Linked DNA regions of Homo sapiens: region 2 is linked to region 1. Evidence: chromatin loops called from intact Hi-C (ENCODE). Cell type or tissue: heart right ventricle. All regions are shown on one strand. Each heading gives the region's core, and the rest is flanking DNA. Links, peaks and the distances in the headings are about the cores only.

What was found. A loop is a pair of places that touch in the nucleus more often than their neighbours do. Peaks named below come from ENCODE experiments on the same cell type or tissue, not always from the same donor. Only the 100,000 strongest peaks of a DNase experiment are listed, where the experiment ranks them.
Region 2: a loop joins it to region 1, with 5 times the contacts of the local background. A loop is called at or near these places in 29 of 110 quality-filtered maps.

What each region holds. Positions count from the first base shown.
Region 1 is chr22:36,275,806-36,280,195 of GRCh38, forward strand. No RefSeq gene overlaps it. Among named protein-coding and RNA genes, the nearest start is that of MIR6819, 8.9 kb to the right of the region's middle. In heart right ventricle, for the core only: CTCF peaks have their summits at 2,015 (motif pointing left) and 2,220; a DNase peak (open chromatin) is centred at 2,015; H3K27ac peaks cover 1,005 bases.
Region 2 is chr22:36,143,001-36,147,390 of GRCh38, forward strand. It overlaps APOL3 (apolipoprotein L3), which reads right to left. Exons shown (of 4, transcript NM_145639.2): 3 at 2,473-2,599. Among named protein-coding and RNA genes, the nearest start is that of APOL3, 16 kb to the right of the region's middle. In heart right ventricle, for the core only: a CTCF peak has its summit at 2,242 (motif pointing right); a DNase peak (open chromatin) is centred at 2,331; H3K27ac peaks cover 1,801 bases.

The sequences.
Region 1 (4,390 bases), core at 140-4,139:
AAAAGCTAGGGCCGGGCGTGGTGGCTCACACCTGTAATCCCAGCACTTTGGGAGGCTGAGGTGGGTGGATCACCTGAGGTCAGGAGTTCAAGACCAGCCTGGGCAACATGGTGAAACCCCGTCTCTACTAAAAGTACAAAAATTAGCTGGGCACAGTGGCATGTGCCTGTAATCCCAGTTACTCGGGAGGCTGAGGCAGGAGAATCGCTTAAGCCAGGGAGGTGGAGGTTGCAGTGAGCCAAGATCGCGCCACTGCACTCCAGCCTGGGTGACAGAGGGAGACTCCGTCTCAAAAAAAAAAAAAAAAAGAAAAAAGAAAAAGCTAAAATTGGGACTAATTGCTCTTAATTTGGGTAAGTGGAGCCGTCTGTACTAATTGATTGATTGATTGGGAAGGGGTAAGTAGAGCCCTCTGTACTAATTGATTGGTCTTAACCATCTGCTGCACTCACTTATTACTTTATTTTTTTAATTTAAGAGGACAGAATTCAGTTTATAGTAGTTAGTAACTGCTAACCTCAATAGCAAGTTAGGTTCTGGTGTCACCTTCCTTGAAGGTTATGGAGCAATGTGAACATGTGCCAGTGAGAAATAAGCCTGCCTCTGATATGGAAGTGCTGGGAAGGGAAGCATGTAGTCCCTTTAAATGATATGGATCCCACCTCTGGGAGGCCTGTAATCCCAGCACCTGTAATCCCAGCACTTTGGGAGGCCAAGGCGGATAGAGCACAAGGTCAGGAGTTCGAGACCGGCCTGGCCAATATGGTGAAACCCCGTCTCTACTAAAAATACAAAAATTAGCTGGGCATCGTGGTGGGTGCCTGTAGTCCCAGCTACTCGGGAGGCTGAGGCAGGAGAATTGCTTGAACCCGGGAGGCAGAGGTTGCCGTGAGCCATGATTACACCACTGCACCCCAGCCTGGAGACAGAGTGAGACTTTGTCTCAAAGAAAAAAAAAGAAAAGAAGTGGGGGCCTCACACACAGTTTCCTGGATAACAGGAACTATTGTAAGAGATCCCACCAAACCACAACCATGCAGAATGAATCACAGCCCTGCACAAAGGCCACCTCTATGAGGACATCTGCCCAACAACTGTCTGTTTAACCTTGAGCTAAGGTGACCCTTGTTATTAATTCTTGTACCTAGGGATCATTATTTAAAATAACTTACATAATTCTCCCCATTTTGGCTTTAAAAACCTCTGCTTTCAGCCGGGCGTGGTGGCTCACGCCTGTAATCCCAGCACTTTGGGAGGCTAAGGCGGATGGATCACCTGAGGTCAGGAGTTCGAGACCAGCCTGCCCAACATGGAGAAACCCCATCTCTACTAAAAGTACAAAATTAGCCGGGCATGGTGGCACATGCCTGTATTTCCAGCTACTTGGGAGGCTGAGGCAGGAGAATTGCTGGAACCCGGGAGGCGGAAGTTGCAGTGAGCCGAGATCGCGCCACTGCACTCCAGCCTGGCTACAAAGCGAGACTCCGTCTTGGGGCAAAAAAAAAAAAAAAAAAAAAAAAAACACCACCTCTGCTTTCCTTTGTCTCCCTGAGTCGGCCTGTGGTCCCACCATGGGGTGTCCTGGCACATCATGTATTCCCAGATTTACAAATCCTTCTGCTCATTCCAGAATAAACTTGTTATCTTCAGAGACTCCCTTTCTGTTGTTATTTTAGGTTGACGACAGACTCCCTGAACGTAATCTCATAGTGGAGCAACCAGAATGGGGACTGCAGACTCAAATCCAGGTGAGAATCAGGTGTCTCTTAACTTCAGGGACGTGGGACGTGAGCAGAGACCATCCATTTGGAGATTCCGAGGATCTAGTGACTAAGAATAGGGCTCAGTTTCACCATCAACACCGCAGGAAAATTCACCCAGGATGTCTGCAGCTCCAGAGGAGGGGGCTTGGGCCAAAATCTTGGGTCCATATGCAATTTCGGCCACTGAGAAGGCAAACCCAACTCGAAGGGGGAAATGAACCCTGAAATTGCTTTGGAAGATGTGCGGTGACATCGCCAGCACCACCTAGTGGAAGCTGGAAGTGTGGACAGCCCTCCTCACAGCCACCACCCCCACCCCGCCCTGCCCCGCCAATGGAGAGGTGTGCTTGGCCAGGTCATGCCCGATGTCATTGTCTGTGTGCACCATGACAGGGACCCCAGCGCCCTGTTCTGCTCTTTTTCAAGGCACCCTGGAAGGAGGTGGCGAGCTTCAAGCTGGGCATTTGACAATGGGGGCTTCTGAAGGCATCAGTGGCTAGCGGAGACAAACAAGCCTAGGACTGCAAAGTGCAGGGGAAGGGAATTGTGTTTCATGCCCACAGCCCCTGGGGACCCCATAGGAGGCTGAGGGAGCAGCCACTGGTCCCGGCCACTCACAGCCCGGCCACTAGCAGTGTCTCATGGACAATCCTTTTTGTCTTTCCTCATATGGAAAAATTGGGCCCTGAGTAACAGGTGTCAGCTTCAGGAAGGTTCAGAAGTAGGTATAAAAATGACAAACACAATCAAGCTCATATTTTCCTGCTGAAGTCTAGACAAATGTGTGTTTCATTTTGATGCACATATAACATTTAAGAGAACTGGACTCATACACAGAGTTAACAGAGTAGTTTTTGGATTCAGATTTGAAATAGGTAATCGAGTAATTGATATAGATGCAGGATTTCAGCTTGAATGCCTCTCTGCTAGTAGGTACTGAGGGTGCTGCAAATAAGCTTTAGCCCAGGGAGAGGGAGAAGCATCTAGCTCAGTGGATCCCAAACAGGAGAAATGAGGAGTGGAGGGTAGGGAGGGTGCTGTGAGCACCCACAGCAACAGGATCTCTGGAACATGCACCAAGGGACATGCGCCAACCTCTATCCCCTTCCCTCCAGCAGCCAAGAGACAAAGGAGACTCTTGTCTGGAGTCATTGCGGTGCCAAAGCATGACCTTAAAAATGATAGCAACTTAGCTGGGCGTGGTGGCTCACGCCTGTAATCCCAGCTCTTTGGGAGGCCGAGGTGGGAGGATCACCTGAGGACCTGAGGTCAGGAGTTCGAGACCAGCCTGGCCAACATGGTGAAACCCTGTCTCTACTAAAAATACAGAAATTAGCCGGGTGTGGTGGCAGGCACCTGTAGTCCCAGCTACTTGGGAGGCTGAGGCAGGAGAATCATTTCAACCCGGGCGGCAGAGGTTGCAGTGAGCTGAGAGCGCACCACTGCACTCCAGCCTGGGTGACAGAGCGAGACTCTGTCTCTAAATAAATAAATAAATAAAATAATAGCACTTAGCTGCTGTGGAAAACTATATGACGGTTCTTTGAAAACTTAAACATAGAATTACCATAGGATCCCTCAATTCCACTTCTGGGAATATACCCAACAGCATGAAAACAGGGACCTGACCAGATATTTGTACAGTCATGCTCATAGCAGCATCGTTCACCATAGCCAAATGGTGGAGGCAACCCAGGTGTCCATTGACAGATGAACGGATAAGCAAAATGGTACGTGTACCCACAGGGAATATTATTCCGCCTTAAAAGAGGAAGGAAATTCTGACCCATGCTGTAACAAGGATGAACCTTAAGGACATTCTGCTAAGTGAAATAAGCCCGTCACAAAAGGACACATGCTGTATGATTCCGTTCATGTGAGGTTCTTACGGTGGTCAAATTTATAAAGATAAGGAGCAGAGTGTTGGTTGTCAAGGGCTGGGGGAGGGAGAATGAGCAGTTCATGTTTACTGGGTACAAAGTGTCAGTTTTGCAAGAGAAGAGTTCTGTGGATGATGGTGGTTGTGCAACAATGTGAATGTAATTCCACGAAACTGTTCACCTAAAAATGGTTAAAAAGGCAATTTTAGGTTATGAATATCTTACAGTTAAAATCTTTAATTAAAGTCCTTTCAAAGCCCAACCTTTGCAGAAAAAAAATTATAGCACCTGAGCCCTTTTTGGTTTGCAGAACATTTTCACACACATAGTCATACATGCTTCAACGACGGCCCTGTGATAAAAACATTTATTAATTTGGCTTCCCAGAGGAGAAAACTAAGGTTCAAATGGGGTGAAACGGCCAGGTGTGGTGGCTCATGCCTGTAATCCCAGCATTTTGGGAAGCCGAGGCAGGTGGATCTCCTGAGGTCAGGAGTTCGAGACCACCCTGGCCAACATGGCAAAACCCCATCTCAACTAAAAATACAAAAATTAGCCAGGTGTGGTAGTGCACGCCTGTAGTCTCAGCTACTCAGAAGGCTGAGGCACGAGAATCACTTGAACCTGGGAGGCACAGGTTGCAGTGAGTCAAGATCGCTCCACTGCTCTCCAGCCTGGGTGACAGGGACTCTGTCTCAGAAAAAAAAAAAAAAAAATCCAGGTGTGGTGGCTCACGCCTGTAATCCC
Region 2 (4,390 bases), core at 74-4,073, 130 kb before region 1:
GTTTAGCAGAAACCCCCCATTCTGGTGTCTCCAGTCAGAACTGGTCCATCTCCCACTCCTCACCCTGGTGTTGGCTGTGACTCCCCCTCTGTCTTTACTATATTGGGAGCTGGGCTCAGTCTCCCTCCCCTGTAACACAATCCTGAATAAAGGCTTCCTGATCTAATGTGATTCACAGGAATTTTTCCTTAACTGGGTGAGCTTCTCTGGTTGGCAACACCCCATGTGTTTTGTCCCACATTCACACAGGAGAACACAGCGTCCTGAGGACAACGAAGCTTCACACCTGAAACCCTCCCAGACTCTGCCCTGTGTGTCTCTTCCTTAGGCTGATTTTAATCTGTGTTCTTTCCCTGTGATAAACCACAATCGTGCAATAACAGTTATCAGTGAGTTACGTAAGTCTTTGTAGTGAATTATCAAACCTGAGTGGGGGCTTAAGAAACACCTTCAAATCTGCAACTGGTGTCAGAAGGAAGGGTGCCTTCAGACATTGCATTTTGACTAACTCTGAGTCCTTAAGCTATCAAATAAAACCTCAGACTGGAAGAGATCACCTTGCCTGGCATGTTCTCTCTTCCAATGCCACATGCCCTTTGATCTTCTGACTGAAGGCCACTGGGTCCAGCCACTGCCCCCTTTGACTGAAAAGTGAAAGGCCTGGCTATTAGTCCTGGCTGCACATGAACTCTCAAGCCACTTGACGGCCTCCTGACCTGGCACCTCCAAGCTTCAGGGTCTCACTGTCACATGTCACCAGCCAAACTAATGCCTTAGCAGGTGACAGCTTCACCTGTGTGCATGCCAATGCCATGTGCAATTTCATGGAACCTCTTATGGACTCATGAGACTTTGAAAATCATCTCTATAAATCACTAATGCTGAAAAGACCTGCATTTGGACAAGATGATAGAGAAAGTGTTTTTCTCTTTGGTTGGGGACTTGTGAGTCTCCTGAGAACCCTTCAAATTACCCAGTTGGCAGACACTTGTTCCAACTCTCCAAGCTGGCCCGAAGAAACACTTCCTCTACTCTATGTAGAACAGAAGAGGGTCCCAAATGGCAGTTCAGAATGCCCCAGTTCCCAGGCATGCTGTCAGGGAAACAGTCACCCATGGCCCACTATGCCCATCAGTGATGGGATCAAATCAGGGAGGGAAGAAATATCCCTCTCCCACTCACTGGTCCTCTGCAAGTCCATGGCCACGTTACCTTTCATGCCCTCAGTGCCTCCCTCTTCTCACCCTACTCCCAGCCTTGGTGCCCGAGCCTTCCTGCTGCTCCTCCAACCCAGGCCCACCCCTGCCCCATCCTGACCCCTGGCTCTGCCCCTGAAACGTCTCTCTGGGTCTTTGGATGGCATCATGCTACTTGGTTCCCCACCTCTGACCTGCTGTTCATTCTCAGGCTTTAACCACACGCCCATCTGATTGAACTACTATTAGCATTGGAGAGATGGCAGGTCCCAGTCTCCAAGACATAAAACAACAGCCCCAGAGCTGTGCAGGGACAGAGCCAAGATCCACCCCCAGCTCTGTCCAACTCCATTCCAGCCTCTCTGTGTTCTGTGTCAGCAGGAGGATCCTGCTGTGTTTGTGCAGTTCCTCAGAGGTGGAAGAAAAGGGCCCCGGACAGCATCTCCAGGAACACACATTGATCAGGTCAAGATTTTTCTGGCTTTTTTCAAAGAAAGTCCTGCTGGGCATCCAACTCTAAGAAAAACACTTGGTCGGGCGCAGCGGCTCATGCCTGTAATCCCAGCACCTTGGGAGGCCGAGGCGGGAGGATCACGAGGTCAGGAGATCAAGACCATCCTGGCTAACACGATGAAACCCCGTCTGTACTAAAAATACAAAAAAAAATAGCCGGATGCGGTGGCCGGAGCCTGTAGTCCCAGCTACTTGGGAGGCTGGGGCAGGAGAATGGCGTGAAACCGGGAGGCGGAGGTTGCGGTGGGCCGAGATCATGCCACTGCACTCCAGCCTGGGGGACAAGCAAGACTCTGTCTCAAAAAAAAAAAAAAAAGAAAAAAAAAGAAAAAAAAAGAAAAACACTTTTGGTCCTGGTCTCTCCCCAGCAATCTTTTTAAAAGGTAACATTAACGGAGCACCTACCATGTGTCAGTCATTATGCTAAATACTTTACATGCATTAGCTTATTTTTCTCACAATAAAGCTCAATGGATGAAGAAAGGAAGGCAGAAAGTAGTCAAGTAGCTTGCAAAGCTCCCATCACCAGTAGATGGCAGAACTGACCCTGCCCTTGTGGGCTTCCTCTCCCCTCAGCCTGAGGTCACTCACTGCCAGCGAAGGACTTGGAGGAAATATTCCTCCTGGACTGCTGAGAGGGACATTCTCAAGTTCAGCAGAGGGGGCTGCCTGGAGGAGGTGTGCCTGCCAGAGAAAACTAGCCCAGGGGAGATCAGGATGGCATAGCCGGGGCGCCCCATGGAGGTAACCCCACGGAGGTTACCTGGGCAATTCAGCCGCAGTCACGAATCTCTTCCAGGCTTCATTGTTAGTCAGCAGGATTTGCAGATGCACTGGGCTGACTCTCTCCCGGAAGTATTTGGTGGCCTCTTCAGTAAAGCGTTTCTTTTCTACTTGGAAACAAAAAGCATAAGATTGGAAGAAAGTGTGCTACAGCCTAAATGGCATTGAGAATAAGGTGGTTCGAGGTTAATCCTCCTCAACCAGCTGTCACATGGGGTATTTTTGATGGAGGCATCAGTGCTATAGACTGAGTTGTGTGCCCTCCAAATTCATATACTGAGACCCTAAACCCCAGTAACTATATTTGGAGATTGAGCCTTTAAGGAAGTCATTAATTTAAAGAGAGTCGTAAGGGTAGGGCCCTAATCCTACAGGACTGGTGTCTAGTTAAAAGAAAAAAAAGAGGCAGAAGATCTCTCTCTCTCTCCTCACCCCACCCCGCCCTCGCTGTCTCTCTTGCCTTCCAGCCCTCTCTCCCTGTCTCTCTTTCTCTCTCTCTCTCTCTCTCTCACACACTCACACACACACACACACACACACATACACCCCCCACACTGGGAAGGCCATGTGAGGACACAGCCCTGAGGCAGCCTCTGTAAGCCAGGAGCAGAGCCCTCCCCAGACATCAACCCTGCTGGCACCTTCACCTTGGAATTTTTGCCTCCAGAACTGTGAGAAAATACATCAGTTGTTGGAGCCACCCAGCCTGTGGCGTTTTACTAAGGCATCCTGAGAAGAGTGATTCACCAGGGAAGTGCCATGGTGCTTTGTGGAGGAACCGATCTATTTCAGCTGAGAATCACCAGAAAGTGAGCTTTCCACCATGCTTTCTCCCCATGTACGGGAAATATTCCAGTGATCGCTTCCTTCTGCCATGTGCCTATTGTCAAACGCTTTACACCAGTGTCTTCAAAATCTGAGTTTCGACCCATCAGTGGGTTATGAAAATAGTTCATTTTGTCAAGAGCAGCATTTTAAAAAGAAAAGAGCATTGAAAATATCAGAGTGTATTGAACACAGCAAGAGTGAGTATTCTTTTGTAAGATATTTGAAATATATATAATATATATATACATAAGGGTGTATATATATATACCCTTATGTAAATTCCTGGGATATAGATGTGTTTAGGATGGCAGCATTTTCAATCTGTGTCAATATGACACAGGGTGCATATGCTGTATCACTGACCACTCCCACACTGGTCAACGCTACAAATGTTTCAACCTTGTAATCAAAGGTACAAATGTTTCAACAGAGAAACCAATGAATATTCACCTTAAATGGGATACATAATATTATCAGTACAAAGCATCTTAGTACACAGCAGGATTACTGCCCAGATGAGTTGCCCCAAAAATGTGTGGTTTGCAGGGATTTGGGAATTATGGAACTGCAGAGAAGGGACTGGGAAGCAGTATGGATTTATGTATGCACTGGGACATGAGGTAAAATCGTTTCCTGCCGTGGACACACTTGCGAGGCCTCATTCTCATTTCACAGAAGGAGAAATTGAGACCCAGACAGCGAAAGACACCACCCAACCCAGCAAGCAGGAAGCTCAGGATTTGACTCAAGGCCAGCGTTCCCTTGCCATTACTTTGAAGACTCCATATATTTTGAAAATGCCTGTGGTTCCTGCATTCTCCACTGTAGTATACCTGTGGGATTTTAAACATTTTATTGAAAAAGAATATTTCAACCCTACACCATTGAATAAACTACCATGCACAGAGGATTCCTCCTGCTGCTCATGGGCGCTCTCAGATGGGCAGTGGAGGGGGTTCTTTAGGCGGGCAGGGGAGCAAGACCCTCAGCACTGATCCCTGTGGCCCTTCTGTGTTACCTCTGTCCTCTGCAGGCTGGTCTCAGGGGACATGGCTCCCCACTATCACCTC